Regions from separate parts of the Homo sapiens genome. Here region 1 is linked to region 2. A link is a loop called in an ENCODE intact Hi-C map of the cell type or tissue named here. Cell type or tissue: PC-9. All regions are shown on one strand. Each heading gives the region's core, and the rest is flanking DNA. Links, peaks and the distances in the headings are about the cores only.

The links. Hi-C counts contacts between places; a loop is a spot of excess contacts. Peaks named below come from ENCODE experiments on the same cell type or tissue, not always from the same donor. Only the 100,000 strongest peaks of a DNase experiment are listed, where the experiment ranks them.
Region 1: it touches region 2 in a loop (13-fold over the local background); 5 of 110 quality-filtered maps call a loop at or near these places.

Annotation. Positions count from the first base shown.
Region 1 is chr15:41,804,846-41,814,901 of GRCh38, forward strand. It overlaps MAPKBP1 (mitogen-activated protein kinase binding protein 1), which reads left to right. Exons shown (of 31, transcript NM_014994.3): 4 at 6,038-6,100; 5 at 6,333-6,390; 6 at 7,112-7,282; 7 at 7,671-7,808; 8 at 8,074-8,256; 9 at 8,776-8,936; 10 at 9,705-9,894. Among named protein-coding and RNA genes, the nearest start is that of JMJD7, 18 kb to the right of the region's middle. In PC-9, for the core only: a CTCF peak has its summit at 6,764 (motif pointing left); a DNase peak (open chromatin) is centred at 6,716.
Region 2 is chr15:41,576,953-41,587,148 of GRCh38, forward strand. It overlaps TYRO3 (TYRO3 protein tyrosine kinase), which reads left to right. Exons shown (of 19, transcript NM_006293.4): 19 at 934-6,637. The coding sequence ends at 1,324. Among named protein-coding and RNA genes, the nearest start is that of TYRO3, 23 kb to the left of the region's middle. RefSeq lists a silencer at 8,517-8,626. In PC-9, for the core only: a CTCF peak has its summit at 4,307; DNase peaks (open chromatin) are centred at 4,389, 7,069 and 8,989; H3K4me3 peaks cover 494 bases; H3K27ac peaks cover 676 bases.

The sequences.
Region 1 (10,056 bases), core at 2,057-10,056, 230 kb after region 2:
CAAATGGCTTCTTTTCTGGGTGTTTGAGTTTTGCTGTGTTCTAGAACTCCCTGATGTGCTGCTGTGATGTTGGGGGCCACCAGATTCTGTGTGAGCACAAGCAGGTTCTTCACCTCCCTCCTTGTCTCCCTGCTTTTCTTATCTGATCATCCTTACACTGCCCCCAGCCCCCACGCTCTTGTTCCTCCTGTGCCTGTTGCTTTGGGAGCCAGCTCAGGTATCCTAGAAACAAGGAGAGAAACAAAACTCAGAAAATTCTCTGAGGCCCGGAGGCGAATATCAAACCAAAACAAAGTTTTCTGAAAGGAAATGGAACAGCACAGGAAAGGAGGGTGGGCAGTGTGTCAGGCAGAGGTGGGTAGGAGCTCCAGGCTGAGCATGGAGCCTGTCCTAGTGGCTCCTACATCCCTTGGCCGTTGTTTCCCCACGGGAAGCCCCCCTACTAGAGGATGCCAGACAGCCCCTTTGAGAGACTTAATTGAGTTGAACACCCTTAATTGAGTTGGGCCTTTTCCTCAGCCAGCTGGTGGAAGGTTGATGGGCCTTCAAGCCCAGCACAGCCCCTGTGCCCCTGTGCCCCTGTGCCCAGTCCTGAGAATGGGTTTCTCCTGGCTCCTATGCCAGAATGGCCTGGGTGAGTGCCCTGCGCACAGCTGCTCCTCTCCCGCTGGGATGGGAAGTGTCCCAGCAAGGTGACGGGGTGTATCTGGCAGCTAAGAAGAGACCTCTTGGTTGATTTAAGTGGGGAGGAGAAGAGGGAACCCCTGCTCTCCTGAGGAGGCCCTCCATTTCCTCAGCCCATGTTAAAATTGATTCTGAGATCCTCAGCTTTGAAGCATTGCACTGGGTGTGACAGAATTCTCCTCCTGAACTGTGTTCTCGTGACACCTGAGCTGAAGGAACACAGAGCTACCTTCTTACTTGCTGTAGGGTATTCGCCAGGGACAGTAGAGAGACCAGGTGGGCCTGAGAGAAGAAAAGGTTGGGACTTGGTGCCCAGGATCATGCAGTGTGTTAGCAGACAGGCCTGTGACCTCAGTGTTCTGCTCTTTCCACCTCTACACTGCCCTTGAGCATCAAGGAGTCCTAAATGCCTGAGGTACAGGAGAACCATGGACCTCTCCCCAGGGCCCTCATTCACACTCTGCTACCCAGGAGGTTCCTTGGCAGCCAGGGCTTTGAGATCTTGCCCCTAGTGACTTGAAGACATATTCACTTGTTTACAAATAATTACTGAGGGCCTATCGTCTAGGCCCTGGGAAATTAACAGTAAGTAAAACAGACCAAAAATACCATCCTCACAGAACTGGCAGTCTGGTGTGTGAAGATGGATCCCCACCCCCAGTGTAAGTTATAAGCGTGATTACAAATTGATGTGTGCTTTGGAAACAGTAGAAGCGGTAGCAGTGACGGAGGTAGGGTTGTAATGATAAATAGGGCTGGAGGGCGACATTTGAGCGAGGCCAGAAGCCCCTTTGGCATGCTTCTGTGAGTCATTCTCAGATTTTACCTGGTCTGAAAGAAAACAATTCAAAGGCCCAGGGTCCCTGGTTGACCTTGTGTGTCCTGCTCCCTGTGTCTGTGCTGCCCCATGCATAGCTCATCCCATCTGGGGGATGGAGAGTGGTAGGAGGTGGATCCTATGGGAATCCTGGGCTCTTTGTGGTAGCAGCAGGCCTGGACCTGTGTAGGGAAGGGGGATGTTGAAGGCTTGGCCCTTCCTGGGCAGTGGGCCCAGCACCTGGCACTGGTACTCCACAGCGTGACTCCCCCAGGCTGAGGCCTTACGTCCTTCTGTGAGAGTGAGCAGCCGCCCTGCACCCTCAGGTGCTGAGTTGCAGGACTCAGCTGATTGGTCCAACCCAGCCCTTGGCATGTGGTGGATCCCAGCCAGCACTGAGCAAGGGCTCACCCTGCTGGGCAGGGTCAGGGGATGTGGAGAGAAAGATTGATACAAACTGTGCCCCGCACTCCTCTCCCCAGCTGACCTAGGAGCTTGCTCAGAGTTCACCAAGAAGGCTGAGAGGGCTCCTTGGTGCTTTTGAGAACAGGTCAGGAGGGCCTCAAGTCAAGCACACAAGGAGCCCTGGCTATGCTGCTCTCACTTCAGCATCTGCGTTATCGTCCCTGCATGTGTAGCTGCGACCGTGGTTGCATGCTGTCTTTCTCTTGTTGGATGGCTTCCAAATATCAATAATTAGAAATAAAAATAGTTGCTTAAGGGATGACCTCTGTGTGTTTCCTTTTCTTGCTTAGCTCTTCCATGGCACACCTGAGAATTTCTTAGGCTATACTGGGGGCAAGGGGATGTTAGAGGAGGGAGAAATTGCCTCATTGCCTCTAGCCAGTCATCCTTCTATCTACGTAGTGTTCCTACACACACACACATGCATCATTCACCCTTCTTCCACCATGGAGCTGAACATAGGAGAAGGAGGAAACAGAGGATATTGTGTCCCAGGAAGACTGAGTTTGTATGCAGTGACTTGGAAAGTGTTTTAAGCAGTCTGATGCACTACCCTTTAAAGGCTGAAATGCTGCTTTGGGATGAGAATTAAGGGAAAACTCATAAACTTGCAAATAGATCCCAGTTTTTCTGGATTTGGAATATGGTTGGCTGGATTATGCATCGAGTCAATTCAATTAGATCAACTCTCAGCTGAAGCCCTTTACTGTGGTTCCTGTGTAACTAATCAGAAGGCTAGGGAACCTGTCCCCATTCAGACTAGAGCCTTTGCTGGAGAGAGGAGTCTGTAGAGGGCCTCAGGTCAGCACAGATTGCAGGAAGGTTCAGAAAACGTTGTTTAACCACTGAGAACTTTCTGGGCTCTGAATTCATGATAGTGGCAGGCCTGGGGCTATTACTTTTCATATACTGCATAAAGTATTAAAACCTAAATATCTAAATTTGGCTGGGCACAGTGGCTCACGCCTGTAATCCCAACACTTTGGGAGGCCAAGGTGGGTGGATCACCTGAGGTCAGGAGTTTGAGACCAGCCGACCAATATAGTGAAATCACATCTCTACTAAAAATATAAAAAAATTAGCCAGGCTTGGTGATGGGTGCCTGTAATCCCAGCTACTGGGGAGGCTGAGACAGAAGAATTGCTTGAACGCGGGAGGTGGAGGTTGCAGTGAGCCGAGATCACGCCACTGCACTCCAGCCTGGGTGATAGAGTGAGACTCCATCTCAAAAAAAAAAGAAAAAAAAATCTAAATCTGTGCACTTTGAACTCTTATAATTTTCTTTCTTTCTTTCTTTTTTTTTTTTTTTTTTGTAGACCTAGTCTCGCTCTGTCACCCAGGCTGGAGTGCCATGGCGTGATTTTGGCTTGCTGCAAGCTCCGCCTCCTGGGTTCACGCCATTCTCCTGCCTCAGCCTCCCCAGTAGCTGGGACTACAGGTGCCCGCCACCACGCCTGGCTAATTTTTGTATTTTTAGTAGAGATGGGGTTTCACCATGTTGGCCAGGATGGTCTCGATCTCCTGACCTCGTGATCTGCCAGCCTCAGCCTCCCAAAGTGCTGGGATTACAGGCGTGAGCCACCACTCCCGGCTCTGTTATAATTTTCGTTTGCCTGCTCAAGAGCGATGGGGTGCAGAGTTTCCAGAGCCATCTTGCTTTTGTCGTACTTTTTTTTTTTTTGAGACAGAGTCTAGTTCTTGTCGCCCAGGCTGGACTGCAATGGCATGATCTCAACTCATTGCAACCTTCACCTCCTGGGTTCAAGCAATTCTCCTGCCTCAGCCTCCCAAGTAGCTGGGATTACAGGTACCCACCACCACACCTGGCTTATTTTTGTATTTTTAGTAGAGATGGGGTTTTACCATGTTGGCCAGCCTGATCTCGAACTCCTGACCTCAGGTGATCTGCCTGTCTCAGCCTCCCGAAGTGCTGGGATTATAGGCATAAGCCACTGTGCCCGGCCTGTCATACTTTTTAAAACCCTCCTGACTGTGACATTCTAGAAGGGGAAGCAGGAGACTAGAAAGTGGTATAAAAAGAGAAAGGAGTTCAAGACCAGCCTGGGCAACATGGCAAAACCCCATCTCTACAAAAAATACAAAAATTAACTGGGTATGGTGGCATGTGCCTGTAATCCCAGCTACTTGGGAGGCTGAGGTGGGAGGATTGCTTGAGCCCAGGAGGTCGAGGCTGCAGGGAGCTGTGATGGTGCCATGGTGCCACTGCAGTCCAGCCTGGGTGACAGAGCGAGACCCTGCCTCAAAAAAAAAAAAAAAAATGAAGGAAGGGCTGAGCCAGGGTGGCATGAGCCTGTAATCCCAGCTACTTGGGAGGATGAGGCAGGAGGATTACTTGAGCCCAGGAGTTCAAGACCAGCTTGGGCAACATAGTGAGACCTTGTCTCAAAAAAACAGAGAAAGGAAACAGGAACAAGGAAAGAGTAGGAAATGGAGAAAGAAGGAGGAAAAAAAAACAGGAAGAGTTGAGGGGTTAGAGGAGAAAATGATGTGACTCAGGAATTCCACAGCTGTTGGTCAGCCTGGCAGTTCTGGGCATATCTAGTCACATCGGAGGTCCCAGTGTCCCCAAATTTGCATATCAAAGTGGTTTATTGAGCCCAAGATGCTTAGCCCTCACTAGCAACTTGCACCTACCTCCCTTCAAGTTTCCAGCCAGTAGTGGCGTTCAGATATGGGGGCTGCAGTGGGGTCCCACTAGGGAAAATTAGGTCTGGGGGAAGTAGCTGTCTCCTCTTTCTCTCCTCCCTGCCTTTCCTATTCGCAGTCTCCAGGCTTGCTCTTGTCTGCTATTTCCAGTGCTAATGAAGAGTTGAGGCAGAAGGGGCAACGGGCCAGGGCCTGCTGACAGCCAGGAAGCCTAAAGAGAAGCTGCCTGGCTATTGGCCTTTGGCTTCTTGCCCCCGATTCCTACTACCCAGCTTCCATCTCCGGAGCTGCCTCTGGAAAGGCAGGACCTGATTCCATCCAGCAGCCTTGCTGCCTGACGGGAGAGGTTGCCCCCACCTTCTCTGTGAGGCAGGCAGAGTCCCTGATTCTGCTTCTGGCAGTCGGGGGGTTCTTCTCAGGTTTCTTGGGGCCAGAGATTCTCAGGGTGGGGCTTGGGACCTCTGTGGCACTGTAAGGCTTTCCCAGGCCTTCTCAGGCTATCTCTATCCCCCACCCCATCTTACTGAGCCTCTCTGCTGTGTGGCCCCTGCCTCGCCTCCCACTTCCTTCCTTATTCAACACATGGTGTGGGGGGCCAGCTCTTGCCAGGTACACACGTGGGTGCACACGTGAGAGGCCTTACATCTTAAGGCACACATGCTTGATACACGTGTGGCCCCAAGCCTGTGAACGGGCTGTGCACCCGAGGCCTGCTTTGCCCAAATCACATTTCTTCTTCCCTCCTACACCCCTTCCTGGGGTATGCACAAGGGCTGCGGGATGGCCTGTGTCCCTGCTGCCCTTTGTGGGTATGGCCAGAGATAGAGCTGGTATTTAGGGGCCTGGCTGGGGGGACAGGCTTCCAGGGAACCCTTTCACCCTCATGGGGCTACAGAGATAGTTCCTCTTGGGTGGGGAAAAGGAGCAAGAACAGGTTGCCAGGAGAAAGCAGTGGAGGCTGGGCACGGTGGCTTATGCCTGTAATCCCAGCACTTTGGGAGGCAGATCACTTGAGTTCAAGAGTTTGGGACCAGCCTGGGCAACGTGGCAAGATCCCGTGTCTACAAAAAAAAAAAAAAAAAAATACAAAGATTAGCTTGCATGGTGGCACATGCCTGTGGTTCCAGCTACTAGGGAGGCTAAGGTGGGAGGATTGCTTGAACCTGCAAGTTGAGGCTGCACTGAGCCATGTTTGCACCACTGCACTCTGGCTGGGATGACAGAGTAAGATCCTGTCTCAAAAAAAAAAAAAAAAAAAAAAGAAAAGGAAAAAAACAGTGGAGCCCTTCTGAGCTCTTTCTACCCAGCTCCCTCTGCCGGGTGACTGGAAGTCCTGGGTGGCCTGGAGGGCTCCTGGGGGAGCTGTGGTTTGCTGCTGAGCCTGTTGTCTGCTCATCTCCTCAGGTGTGTGGTTGTGTTGTTCAATCCCCGGAAACACAAACAGCACCACATCCTCAACAGTTCCAGGTAAATGGGCTGGGGTCCTCAGGATACCTCTTCCTTCTGGGAGCTATGAGAAGGGCACTGTCTAGAGTCTCTATGGCTCTGGGGGCTGGGACCTGGTTGGGTCCTAAAGCCAGATGGGGAAGTGCCACATGTGCCATTGGTGTCTGCTGGTCTCACCTTTTGAGAGGCTGGGAGGGGGCTAGGCTTAGGCCAGGCTGCCAGTGCCCCTCTGAGCCTGCCCCATCTCTTGCAGGAAAACCATCACTGCCCTTGCCTTCTCCCCTGATGGCAAGTACTTGGTCACTGGAGAGGTGAGTGAGGAAGAGGGCTGGCAGTACTGTAAAGAGGGCAGGTGTCCTGGCCTCCGCAGAGAGCTGCGGTCCTAGGCCTGCTGTCACTTTGGCTTCTGAAACAGACACCAAATCCTGGTTTTCGCTATACCTTAAAATAGTGGTTCTCAAGCTTTAGTGTACATCAGAATCACTTGGAGGGCTTGTGAAAGCACACATCACTAGCCTGGTCCTCAGAGTTTCTGATTCTGTAGGTCTGGGATGGGAGTCTGAAATGTGCATTTGTAACAAGTTCCCAGAGAGTGCTGATCCTGCTGGTGAAGGAAGCGTGCTTTGGAAACCACTGCCTTAACTATTCCTTACCCCCGGGGGCCCCCTGCTGGGCTCAGGAGGAACGCTTCTGTCCTGGCGGCGTAGTCTTACTAGGGGCAGAAATAGACCTGAGTGGTAGTGGCTCTCAATGCCGGCTGCCCATCAGAACCATTCAGGGAGCTTTGAACAACCTGAAGTACAGACGGCCACCCAGAGATGCTGACTAAAATCCGGGGCCACTTTCTTCCTGGTAATCACTGTTGCCCTCAGATCTTTATCATATTTCCTCTATACCCTGCCCTGACTTTTGGCTGGGGAAGTGATGGTATCTAGTAGCTGAGGAGGCGAGGGCCCCGCTCTGGAAGACGAAGTGGGGCTGTATGCCTGTGGAGAAGTCAAGAACTCACTTCCAGTTCTTGCCTCCCTGCAGAGTGGGCACATGCCTGCCGTGCGGGTTTGGGACGTGGCAGAGCACAGCCAGGTGGCCGAGCTGCAGGAGCACAAGTATGGTGTGGCTTGTGTGGCCTTCTCTCCTAGCGCCAAGTACATTGTCTCTGTGGGCTACCAGCATGACATGATCGTCAACGTGTGGGCCTGGAAGGTGAGTGGCTGGGTGGGGTGGCCTGGCAGCCTCACAGGGGTCAAGTGTCAGCTGGGGAGGCAAGAGACTGCTGACCTGCACTGCTCCATTCCACCCCACTGAACCATTCTCATTCTAGAAAGTTATTTGAAGCAGAAAAGAGCAACTGTGTGGCCAAGCATGTTGGTTGAAGGGGCTAGCTTTATGCCTTCAAAGACTTCTGCAGGAAACGAATCTTTTCAGCTCCTCTAGAAAGGGATTATTTCCCTACCCCTCTTTTTCTGGCCAGTAAATTCTGGAAAGAAACACTTTGTCAAGTACAAATTCTAATTCTCCTCCATTCTCTGAGTCACTGTCTTCTTAGCTCCAAGAGACAGAGCCTTGATTCTTCCTTTGGCATCCCCTCCAGAAAAACATTGTGGTGGCCTCCAACAAGGTGTCCAGTCGGGTGACAGCAGTGTCCTTCTCTGAGGATTGCAGCTACTTTGTCACTGCAGGCAACCGACACATCAAATTCTGGTATCTCGATGACAGCAAGACCTCAAAGGTGAGGTGCTGAAGCTGGGAGTAGCCACCAAGGCCCCTGGCAGGGCCTGCCCAGCCCAACCCAGGAGACTCTGCCCCACTTGGGCCTCTCTCTGCATTCCCAGCAGTCATGCAGAAGTTTTGGATGAGCCAGATGCTGTCTGGGCTGAGGAGTAGGCCCAAAGAGCAAGGAGGTGCTGGAGGCGTCCCCTGTACTCTCCTAGGGCCCAGTTTCCAGGGGCAGGCTCTGGGGTGGATGGGGGTGTAACAGTGGTGTGCCTCCACAGGTGAATGCCACTGTGCCCTTGCTGGGCCGCTCAGGGCTGCTGGGAGAGCTACGGAACAACCTATTCACTGATGTGGCCTGTGGCAGAGGAAAAAAGGCGGACAGTACCTTCTGCATCACGTCCTCAGGGCTGCTGTGCGAGTTCAGTGATCGAAGGCTTTTGGACAAGTGGGTGGAGCTGAGGGTAAGTACCTCCGTCCCCAGGGGTAGGGTCTGCTCATGTCTCAGCTCAGGGGAGAACTAGTGCCCAGGGCTTCAGACTAGGGGCTGGTCCCTTGTGCATACGGGAGATCCCAGGAGAACGAAGCTTGGGGGAGCTAGAGCTTGGCCCATTTCCAGCCCTTGGTGATCTGTATAACTGCCTCCTCTCTGCTCTTTCTGTCTCTTTCCCCTGCTTTCCTCTTCCGCTCAGAACATAGACAGCTTCACAGTAAGTGGTGCCTGCACCTTCCTCTCTTTCTCATGCTATTTCTTTCTCTTCACTGGGCTTTTCCTACTGGATCCTCTGGTGCCTAGAAGAATCCTCGGTTCCTAATCCCTGGCTGGACAGGGCTGAGGGGCTCAGAACAGGGCAGCTGGGCGGCTTTTCCCTTGCCCCTGCCTTGGCCGGTCCCTCCTCTTGGCAGGTGGCTGTTGATGGGTGGGGAGGAGAGAAGACTGAGTGGGCAGGTGGCCTTGCTGAGCTGAGCCACTCTGCCCACAGACCACAGTGGCCCACTGCATCTCTGTGAGCCAAGACTACATCTTCTGTGGCTGTGCTGATGGCACCGTGCGCCTTTTCAACCCCTCTAACCTGCACTTCCTTAGCACCTTGCCCCGACCCCATGCTCTGGGGACAGACATTGCTAGCGTCACCGAGGCCAGGTGAGCTATGTGGGCCCCCCTTCCTCCATTTGTAGCCTTACCCCTGCCCAGTCTTTCTTGTCAGTGCCTCAGGGAGCAGGTGAAGAGTGTATTGATGCCCCAAAGATTATTGGGAACACCTCTTTAGACAGAAGAATTTGGGTTTATTGGTACTTGTTGCAACCAAGGAGACCCCACCCCATGGAGAACTGTGGAGAGTCTCAGTAAGTGGGTGTTAGGAGGGACATATGGGATTTGGGTTTGCGTTGGGTGATTTTAGGAATCGTTCAAGGGATTGAAGTATTCTGGTTGGATGCTGTCCGGAACTAGGGGCAATTCTACAGTGGAACATCTTGTTAATTTATCTAAGAGGTGAAGGAAAGGTATGGGGCTAAAGCTGTATTTGGTCAAGAAGCCGCCAGCAGTCATGTAGATGGGAAAGGCGGTGTTTGGTCATTGTCATGGTTCGTTGTGGTTTGTATGGTGATCTTGTTTTTATCTGTGCACAGAGTAGTCTTGTTTTTGTTTTGCCCCATCACAGCCATAGAAGTACCTTGTCTAACGTTGGTGTTCTGTGAAGCTGTGTTCATCCGAACACCATGGCCCAGCAGCTAGTGCTGGGTCAGGTTCCTGCTGATGGCTAGTAGGGGCTCCTTTCTTCTCTCAAGCAACTACTTCCAAACCTGCAGGTCCAGGGAGGGCTCCTCACACACTGCTCCTTCCATTGTGGATTGGCTTCTCTTTTCATTCCCTTCAGTCTGACCAGTGTGCCCTGTCCTCTCCCTACAGTCGCCTCTTCTCTGGAGTGGCGAATGCCAGGTATCCAGACACCATTGCCTTGACCTTTGATCCTACTAATCAGTGGCTGTCTTGTGTGTACAACGATCATAGCATTTATGTTTGGGATGTGAGGGACCCCAAGAAAGTGGGCAAGGTGTACTCGGCTCTGTATCATTCTTCCTGCGTCTGGAGTGTGGAGGTATGTGGGCTGGCTGGCTGGCTGGAGACTGGCCAGGTTGGCTGGGATACCATTTTGAGGACAGAAAATAGGGATCCCCAAGTATAATCTTAGATTCCTGCTGCCTCCCTGTTTCTCCAGTGACTTCCCTGGGATAGATCCTGGGGACTGAGTTTGAATGTT
Region 2 (10,196 bases), core at 1,125-9,124:
TGTGTCCGGCTGCACGGTGAGGAATTACTGAGTAGGTACTGCCCACTCAGCACAGGAGGGACTTCGGAGTCAACCCCCTCGCTTCAAATCACAGCTCTGTCACTTTCCACGTGTGTGACTTTAGTCACGGTTCTTAACCTCTTTGTGCATGTTTCCACATTTGTAAATGTGGAAATGATTTCTATTTGATCATTGCTTTCATAGGGTTGTTGTGAGAAATAATAAGCTAGGATGTGCCTGTAATCCCAGCTACTCAGGAAGCTGTGGTGGGAGGATCACTAGAGGCCAGGAGTTTGAGACCAGCCTGAGCAACATAGCAAGACCCTGTCTCTACAAATATATTTTTTATTTATTTAATTTAATTAATTTATTTGTTTGTTTATTTATTTTGAGATGGAATTTCACTCTTGTTGCCCAGGCTGGAGTTCAATTGTGCAATCTCGGCTCACCGCAACCTCCACCTCCTGGGTTCAAGCGATTCTCCTGCCTCAGCCTCCCAAGTAGCTGGGATTACAGGAATGTGCCACCATGCTGGGCTAATTTTTTTTTGTATTTTTAGTAGAGATGGGGTTTCTCCATGTTGGTCAGGCTGGTCTCGAACTCCTGACCTCAGGTGATCTGCCTGCCTTGGCCTCCCAAGGTGATCCCACCTCAGCCTTCCGAGTAGCTGGGACTACAGGCGTGTCTACCAAGCCTGGCTAATTTTTGTATTATTATAGAGACAGGGTTTTGCCATATTGCCCAGGCTGGTCTCGAACTCCTGGGCTCAAATAATACCCCCCTTCGGCCTCCCAAAGTGTTGAGATTACAGATGCGAGCCGCTGTGCCCCACCAGGGAATAAAATTTTTTAAAACCCTAGTGCCATATGATGAAGGGGCCCCTGCTTTTGAGGGAAGGGCTCCTGCCTTTTCTCACGCTTCTCTCCACCCCAGGTATGATCTCATGTACCAGTGCTGGAGTGCTGACCCCAAGCAGCGCCCGAGCTTTACTTGTCTGCGAATGGAACTGGAGAACATCTTGGGCCAGCTGTCTGTGCTATCTGCCAGCCAGGACCCCTTATACATCAACATCGAGAGAGCTGAGGAGCCCACTGCGGGAGGCAGCCTGGAGCTACCTGGCAGGGATCAGCCCTACAGTGGGGCTGGGGATGGCAGTGGCATGGGGGCAGTGGGTGGCACTCCCAGTGACTGTCGGTACATACTCACCCCCGGAGGGCTGGCTGAGCAGCCAGGGCAGGCAGAGCACCAGCCAGAGAGTCCCCTCAATGAGACACAGAGGCTTTTGCTGCTGCAGCAAGGGCTACTGCCACACAGTAGCTGTTAGCCCACAGGCAGAGGGCATCGGGGCCATTTGGCCGGCTCTGGTGGCCACTGAGCTGGCTGACTAAGCCCCGTCTGACCCCAGCCCAGACAGCAAGGTGTGGAGGCTCCTGTGGTAGTCCTCCCAAGCTGTGCTGGGAAGCCCGGACTGACCAAATCACCCAATCCCAGTTCTTCCTGCAACCACTCTGTGGCCAGCCTGGCATCAGTTTAGGCCTTGGCTTGATGGAAGTGGGCCAGTCCTGGTTGTCTGAACCCAGGCAGCTGGCAGGAGTGGGGTGGTTATGTTTCCATGGTTACCATGGGTGTGGATGGCAGTGTGGGGAGGGCAGGTCCAGCTCTGTGGGCCCTACCCTCCTGCTGAGCTGCCCCTGCTGCTTAAGTGCATGCATTGAGCTGCCTCCAGCCTGGTGGCCCAGCTATTACCACACTTGGGGTTTAAATATCCAGGTGTGCCCCTCCAAGTCACAAAGAGATGTCCTTGTAATATTCCCTTTTAGGTGAGGGTTGGTAAGGGGTTGGTATCTCAGGTCTGAATCTTCACCATCTTTCTGATTCCGCACCCTGCCTACGCCAGGAGAAGTTGAGGGGAGCATGCTTCCCTGCAGCTGACCGGGTCACACAAAGGCATGCTGGAGTACCCAGCCTATCAGGTGCCCCTCTTCCAAAGGCAGCGTGCCGAGCCAGCAAGAGGAAGGGGTGCTGTGAGGCTTGCCCAGGAGCAAGTGAGGCCGGAGAGGAGTTCAGGAACCCTTCTCCATACCCACAATCTGAGCACGCTACCAAATCTCAAAATATCCTAAGACTAACAAAGGCAGCTGTGTCTGAGCCCAACCCTTCTAAACGGTGACCTTTAGTGCCAACTTCCCCTCTAACTGGACAGCCTCTTCTGTCCCAAGTCTCCAGAGAGAAATCAGGCCTGATGAGGGGGAATTCCTGGAACCTGGACCCCAGCCTTGGTGGGGGAGCCTCTGGAATGCATGGGGCGGGTCCTAGCTGTTAGGGACATTTCCAAGCTGTTAGTTGCTGTTTAAAATAGAAATAAAATTGAAGACTAAAGACCTAAGGTTTTGTCTCTTTTTTTTTTTCTTTTTTTTTGAGACAGTCTCACTGTGTTGCCCAGGCTGGAGTGCATGGTGTGATCTTGGTTCACTGCAACCTCTGCCTCCTGGGTTCAAGCGATTCTTGTGCCTCAGTCACCAGAGTAGCTGGGATTACAGGGGCTCACTACCATGCCCAGGTAATTTTTGTATTTTTAGTAGAGATGTGGTTTCGCCATGTTGGCCAGGGTGGTCTTGAACTCATGACCTCAAGTGATCTGCCTGCCTTGGCCTCCCAAAGTGCTGGGATTACAGTCCTGAGCCACCACACCTGGCCCCAGCTTTGTCTCTTAAATGTTTACTTTTTTTGAGATCACAAAGATGAAAGATTTTTATAGAGAGAAAAGTCTGGAAAGACATATGCCAAAATGTTAACAGCTGTTATCTTTTTTTTTTTTTTTTTGAGACCGAGTCTCACTCTGTCGCCCAGGCTGGAGTGCAATTGCGCGATCTGAGCTCACTGCAAGCTCTGCCTCCCAGGTTCACGCCATTCTCCTGCCTCAGCCTCCCGAGTAGCTGGGACTACAGGTGCCTGCCACCACGCCCGGCTAATTTTTTGTATTTTTAGTAGAGATAGGGTTTCACCGTATTAGCCAGGATGATCTCAATCTCCTGACCTCGTGATCCGCCTGCCTCAGCCTCCCAAAGTGTTGGGATTACAGGCGTGAGCCACCGCACCTGGCAACAGCTGTTACCTTTAAATGATGGGGTTAAGGGGACGTTCTTCTTTGTGCTTTCCAAGTTTTCTGCATTGAGCACAAAATGCTTTTGTAATTAGATACAGGATCCCAATGAATCTTATTATACTGAAGATAATACAGAGTCACCGTGGGCAGTTAGAAAAATGCAAAAAATCGGCTGGGCGCAGTGGCTCACGCCTGTAATCCCAGCACTTTGGGAGACCTGGGTGTGTGGATCACGAGGTCAGAAGTTCAAGACTAGTCTGACCAACATGGTGACACCCCGTCTTTACTAAAAATACAAAAATTAGCTGGGCATGGTGGCGCGTGTCTGTAATCCCAGCTACTCAGGACACTGAGGCAGGAGAATTGCTTGAACTCAGGAGGCGGAGGTTGCAGTGAGTCGAGATCCCGGCAGCCTAGGTGACAGGCGAGACTCCATCTCAAAAATAAAATAAAAATAAAAATGCAAAAAATAATAAAAGGTGCCAGTTACCTATACTCCCACCACCTAGAGATAATCACCATTGATCTTTTGAAAATGCAAATATTCAGCTGGGCACAGTGGCGTGTATTTTTTTTTTTTTTTGAGACGGAGTCTCGAGTCTCTCTCTGTCGCCCAGGCTAGAGTGCAGTGGTGTGATCTCGGCTCACTGTAACCTCTGTCTCCCAGGTTTAATCAAGTCTCTTGTCTTGGCTTCCCGAGTAGTTGGGACTACAGGCACGAGCCACTGTGTCCGGCTATTTTTTGTATTTTTTTGTAGAGACAGGGTTTCGCCATGTTGGCCAGGCTGGTCTCGAACTCCTGATTTCAAGTGATCTGCCTGCCTTAGCCTCCCAAAGTGCTGTGATAACAGGGGTGAGACACCATACCCAGCTTGTAATCCCAGCACTTTGGGAGGCTGAGGCGGGTGGATCACTTCAGGCCGGGAGTTCGAGACCAGCCTGGGCAACATGAAACCCCATCTCAACTAAAAATTCAAAAAAGTTTAGCCAGGCTTGGTGGCGCAGGTTTGTCATCTCAGCTACTGGGTGACTGAGGCATGAGAATCACTTAAACCTGGGAGGAGGAGGTTGCAGTAAGCTGAGATCTTGCCACTAAACTTCGGCCTGGGTGACAGATTAAGACTGTCTCAGAAACAAAACAAAACAACAAAAAAGCTTTTAGAGCAAGTTCATGGGAGATGCAGCAGGAGGCGCAGGAACCACACATGTGCTAGTGAGGAGTGTGGGGAGACTGGGAGGGCCCACAGGTATTGTGCTGCTTCTGGCTGAGGGCAGGGGAATAGGGTGGCTGCTTCTGAAAGCAAATATCCTGAAAAACCTGTTGCTGGTACTCCAAATTCTGGTTCCCATGTAGATCATGAAACCTGAAAAACTTCCAGGCAAGTAGCTTTCAGAATCTTTCCTGCTGTGATTAGCTTTCACTGCAGGTAGTGATTACCTGTGAGATAACATCTGGGAATTATTGATTGAAAAGACCTTCACTATCGGTTGGGGGCGGTGGCTGATGCCTGTAATCCCAGCACTTTGTGAGGCTGAGGCGGGTGGATCACCTGAGGTCAGGGGTTCAAGACCAGCCTGGCCAACATGGTGAAACCCCATCTCTACTAAAAAATACAAAAACTAGCCAGGAGTGGTGGCAGGCACCTGTAATCCCAGCTACTTGGGAGGCTAAGGCAGGAGAATCACTTGAACCCTGGAGGCGGAGGTTGCAGTGAACTGAGATGGCACCAGTGCACTCCAGCCTGGGTGACAGAGCGAGACTCCATCTCAAAAAAAAAAAAAAAAAAAAGAGGCCAGGCATGGTGGCTCACGCCTATAATCCCAGCGCTTTGGGATTTTCTGTCTCAAAAAAAAAAAGAGAGAGACTCTGGATCAAAAAGGATTTTCACAAACAGATCCAAAGAACCAGCATCCAGATTAAGAAACAGCATTAACAGCAACCCAGAAGCAACCCTTGGGACCTGCCTCAATCTCTGCCTCCTCCCTACTCCCCATAGGTAACCTCTATCCTGACCTCTTAACACCATGGATCAGTGAAGCTCCTTTTAAAAGTATATAAATGGAGTCATGTAGATTTGATTACTTTGCGTTTGGCTTCTTTCCCTCAGCAACATGTTTATAAGGATCATCTAACAACAGCAGTTTTGAAAAGTGAGTCTCAAAGAGGCAAGAATGGCCGGGCATGGTGGCTCACACCCGTAATCCCAGCGCTTTGGGAGGCCGAGGCGGGCGGATCACAAGGTCAGGAGTTTGAGACCAGCCTGGCTAACAGGGTGAAACCCTGTCTTTACTAAACCCTGTCTTTACTAAAAATACACAAAATTAGCCAGGTATGGTGGCAGGCACGTGTAATCCTAGCTACTCGGGAGGCTGAGGCAGGAGAATCACTTGAACCTGGGAGGGGGAGGTTGCAGTGAGCCACTACATTCCAGCTTGGGTGAGAGAGTGAGACTCCATCTCGGAAAAAAAAAAAATTAGCTGGGCGTGCTGGTGGGTGCCTGTAATCCCAGCTACTTGGGAGGCTGAGGTAGGAGAATTGCTTGAACCTGGGAGGTGGAAGTTGCTGTGAGACGAGATTGTGCCATGGCACTCCAGCCTGGACAAGAGTGAGACTCCATCTCAAAAAAGAAAATAATAATAATATAGTTTATTTTTCAGTATTTCATGTTGATTTATCTCAAATTTATTGTTGAATAAGAAGTGATACAGAGATTCAAAGTTATTTTTCCCAGATACTTTTTATTGTCCCAATACCACCATTTATTGAACAATCTATATTTTATGCACATTTCTTTTTTTTTTCTTTTTTTTGATACAGGGTCTTGCTCTGTTTCTGCCTGGGCTGGAGTAAAGTGATAGTAAACTGATTCTCCCACCTCAGCGTCCTGAATAGCTGGGACCACAGGCACACGCCACTGCACCTGGCAAATTTTTAAGTGTTTTTTTTTTTTTTTAATACAGAGCCTTGCTCTGTCGCCCAGGCTGGAGTGCAGTGGTGTGATCTCGGCTCACTGCAACCTCCGCCTCTCAGTTCAAGCGAGTCTCCTCCTGCCTCACACTCCCAATTAGCTGGGACTACAGGCACGTGCCACCACAACATGCTAATTTTTTGTATTTTTAGTAGAGACAGGGTTTCACCATGTTAGCCAGGATGGTCTCGATCTCCTGACCTCGTGATCTGCCCGCCTCAGCCTCCCAAAGTGCTGGGATTACAGGCTTCAGCCACCGCGCCCGGCCCAGTTTTTAAGTGTTGTAGAGATGGAGTCTTGCTTTGTTGCCCAGGCTGGTCTTGAACTCTGGGCTGAAGCGATCTGCCCACCTTGGCCTCTCAAAGTGCGGAGATTACAGGTGTGAGCCACCACACCCAGCCAGAATTTCTTGAATAATCTGTCTCCATTTCTCTATATAGCCTCATTGATCTATCTAAACTCCCATATCTATTTTGGTTGCTAGACTGTTCATCCCAATTACATGTGCCAGTGTCACTGCTACACTAATTGAATTACTATAAATGTATAATGTTTTCCTATATGTTCGTGGTACATTTTTTTTGCAACGTTCTCCCAAGGTCTGAGGAACACTATGTCAAGGCATGGCATGAAAGGAATACAGGTCTCCCAAGGCTTTAGAGAAGAATGATTTGTTCATGGTGTCACAAAGCAAGGGGTGAGGGGCACAATTGGGATGAAAACCCAGGGATCTACGTAATTCCTCCATCTTTCCACTGCCCCAGAGTGGGAAGGTAGGGGTAGCTGAGAGGTTTTGAGGACCAGAGGATAGCGGGGAGTAGTCTGGATAGACTTTTCTGTCTCTAAGTCCTGTTAACTCCACTCTCCTATTGCTTTTGCATGGGTCCCTCCCCAGCTATCAGCATCCTGAGGCCTCCTCTCTCACCCAGAGTATTGCAACAGCTGTGCAAACCTTCCTGACGAAGACCAGGTCAGCACTCCTTTGGTTATGAAGCCGCTGCCCCCAACACCTGTGGAATTTGTCTTCAGGGTTCTCCTTCCTGTTTTGTAATTATAATTATCTCGAGAGGCCGAGGTGGGTGGATCACTTGAGGTCAGGAGTTCAAAACCAGCCTGACCAACATGGTGAAACCCCATCTCAACTAAAAATACAAAATTAGTCGGACATGGTGTCATGCGCCTGTAATCCCAGCTACTCTGGAGGCTGAGACAGGAGAATCGCTTGAACCTGGGAGGCGGAGGTTGCAGGGAGCTGAGATTGTGCCACTGCACTCCAGCCTGGGTGACAGAGCAAGACTCTGTCTCACAAAAAAAAAAAAAAAAAAAAGGCCTGGCGCGGTGGCTCACGCCTGTAATCCCAGCACTTTGGGAGGCCGAGGCGGGCGGATCACGAGGTCAGGAGATTGAGACCATCCCGGCTAACACAGTGAAACCCCGTCTCTACTAAAAATACAAAAAATTAGCCGGGCGTGGTGGCAGGCGCCTGTAATCCCAGCTACTGGGGAGGCTGAGACAGGAGAATTGCGTGAACCCGGGAGGGGAAGCTTGCGGTGAGCTGAGACTGAGCCGCTGCACTCCAGCCTGGCCTGCAGAGCGAGACTCCATAAAAAAAAAAAGAAAAAAAAATTATCTCTCCCCCTTCCCTTTCCTCTCCATATAAGTTGTGTGCACACAGGGACCTGTCTTTTTTATTATGGTATCCTCAGCGCTTTCGCACTTCGTAGGCACTCAATGAATATTCATTAATTGGGTGTGGGGGTAAGGGAAAGGAGGGGTCTAGTAAAATTTATAACTGGCGATTTGGTGGTTGGTGAGAGTATTGAGTGCGTGCCTAGGGCGCACAGGGGAAAACACTGGTAATATTTACTTCACGAGACCTTTTTAGAATTAACTAAAAGTATCTAAGGGCCTAGAAGAGTTCCTGACAATTGGCCAAAGTTCAGTAAATCTTAGAGAACACTCCTCCCCTTTTCTCCAAATTCCTCAGTTTTTCCCCAGGGTAGAGCAAGAGCAAAGGAGAGAAGCCTTTTGGGCCCTCCCTAAGCCACAGACAGGTTGGGGAAGCCTCTGGATCATTAAAAGGCAGAAAATAATTTTACATTTGGTCCTCTAAAACCCCACAAGCCCCAAATCAGAAGGCTGTGCCTGGACTTAGCTCGAGCGAGCCCAGAAGCACCTGGTGGGATACGCAGCTGTGCCCCAGGCATTTCTACCCACGGGCTCCGGCCAGAGAGGCTCGCGCTAGGCGGGCTGGGCCCGCGGGACGAATCCTCACCTCTGCGGCCCACTCGAGAGCGGGGCCACACGCGGGCGTCACACGCGCGGTCACGAGCCGGTTTGCCCCGCCGGGGCTTGGCCGAGGCCGCTCGGCGGCGGGCAGGGAAAGGCTTGGCCTGGCCGGCGGGACACCAGCGCCTTTGTCCGCGGCGCAGAAGGGCCCCAGCTGCGGACAGAGCCGGCGCCCTGCAGGCCGCGGGGAGGAGCGCGGCGGGCGCAGGCGGTGGCGGCCCGTGGGCGCGGGGCCCCTGCAGGGACGGGGACAGACGCGCACGGAGCGGGAGCCCGGCAGCTCCGGGTCTACGGGATCCATCCTCCCAAGGGTGCCCGAGAACACTCCATCGTCGCGGAATGCCCGCGCTTCTTTCGTTAAAGCTGTCTTTGAGTTTGCCTCCTCTGGTGGTAAAAGTTAATTCCACAAGTATTGACTTGGCCCAGAGTAATAGCAAAGAACCGTGAGCCTCCCGTTTTTACGCCCTAGGGGCTCACGCTCTTGGAAACGACGAAAGCGTTGCCTGTTTGTCAAGAAAACTAAGGAAAAACAGAGAAGAAAGCTAAGACGCTCTACAGACAGTAAGCGCCCTGGAAGGGAGATGAGAGCTAGGTGGGTGGGGCCACGTGGCCGAAGTGGAAAAGGCCCTAGTGGTGGGGCTGGGAGCTGTGGGATGCCACATGCCAACAAAGTCAGCAAATGCCTACGGGGCAAAACGAAGATGAAGAGTCCGAGGGAATCCCTAAAGCCAAAAACCACAGAATGTTTGGTAATCATTACCATTCAACAAACAAACTTTCCCTCAATATATTTTTTAAGGTTGACAGAAATAACCCTTTATTAAAATGAAATGTATATAACAACATATAACGTGGATGAAAACAATACATGTGATCCTTAAACTATTTAAAATTTCTTTTCTTTTCTTTTCTTTTTTTTTGAGACAGAGTCTCGCTCTGTCGCCCAGGCTAGAGTGCAGTGGCTGTCGGCTCACTGCAACCTCCACCTCCCTGGTTCAAGCGATTCTTGTGTCTCGGTCTCCCAGCACTTTGGGAGGCCGAGGCGGGCGGATCACCTGAGGTCAAGAGTTCAAGACCAGCCTGGCCAATATGGTGAAACCCCGTCTCTACTAAAAATACAAAAATTAGCCAGGCATGGTGGTGAACGCCTGTAGTCCCAGCTAGTCGGGAAGCTGAGGCAGGAGAATCTCTTGAACCTGGAAGGTGGAGGTTGTAGTGAGCTGAAATCATGCCACTGAACTCCAGCCTGGGTGACAGAGGGAGACTCTGTCTTAAAAAAAAAAAAAAAAAAAAAAAAAAAAGGTAAGACCTGCTGGGCTGCATTCCCAGTAAGTTAAGGCATTCTTAATCACAGGATGAGATAGGAGGTCAGCACGAGATACAGGTCATAAATACCTTGTTTTTTGTTTGTTTGTTTTTGAGATGGAGTCTCACTCTGTCACTCAGTTGCCCAGACTGGAGTGCAGTGGCGCAATCTCGGCTCACTGCAACCTCTGCTTCCTGGGTTCAAGAGATTCTCCCGCCTCAGCTTCCCGAGTAGCTGGGATTACAGGCATCCACCATCAGGCCCGGCTAATTTTTGTATTTTTGTAGAGGCAGGGTTTTACCATGTTGGCCAGGCTGGTCTTGAACCCCTGACGTCAGGTGATCCTCCGGCCTCAGCCTCCCAAAGTGCTGGGATTATAGGCATGAGCCACTGCGCCGGCCAGACCTTGTTGATAAAACAAGTTGCAGTAAAAAAACCGGCTAAAACCCACCAAAACCAAGATGGCGATGAGAGTGACCTCTGGTCGTCCTCACTGCTACACTCCCACCAGCACCATGACAGCTTA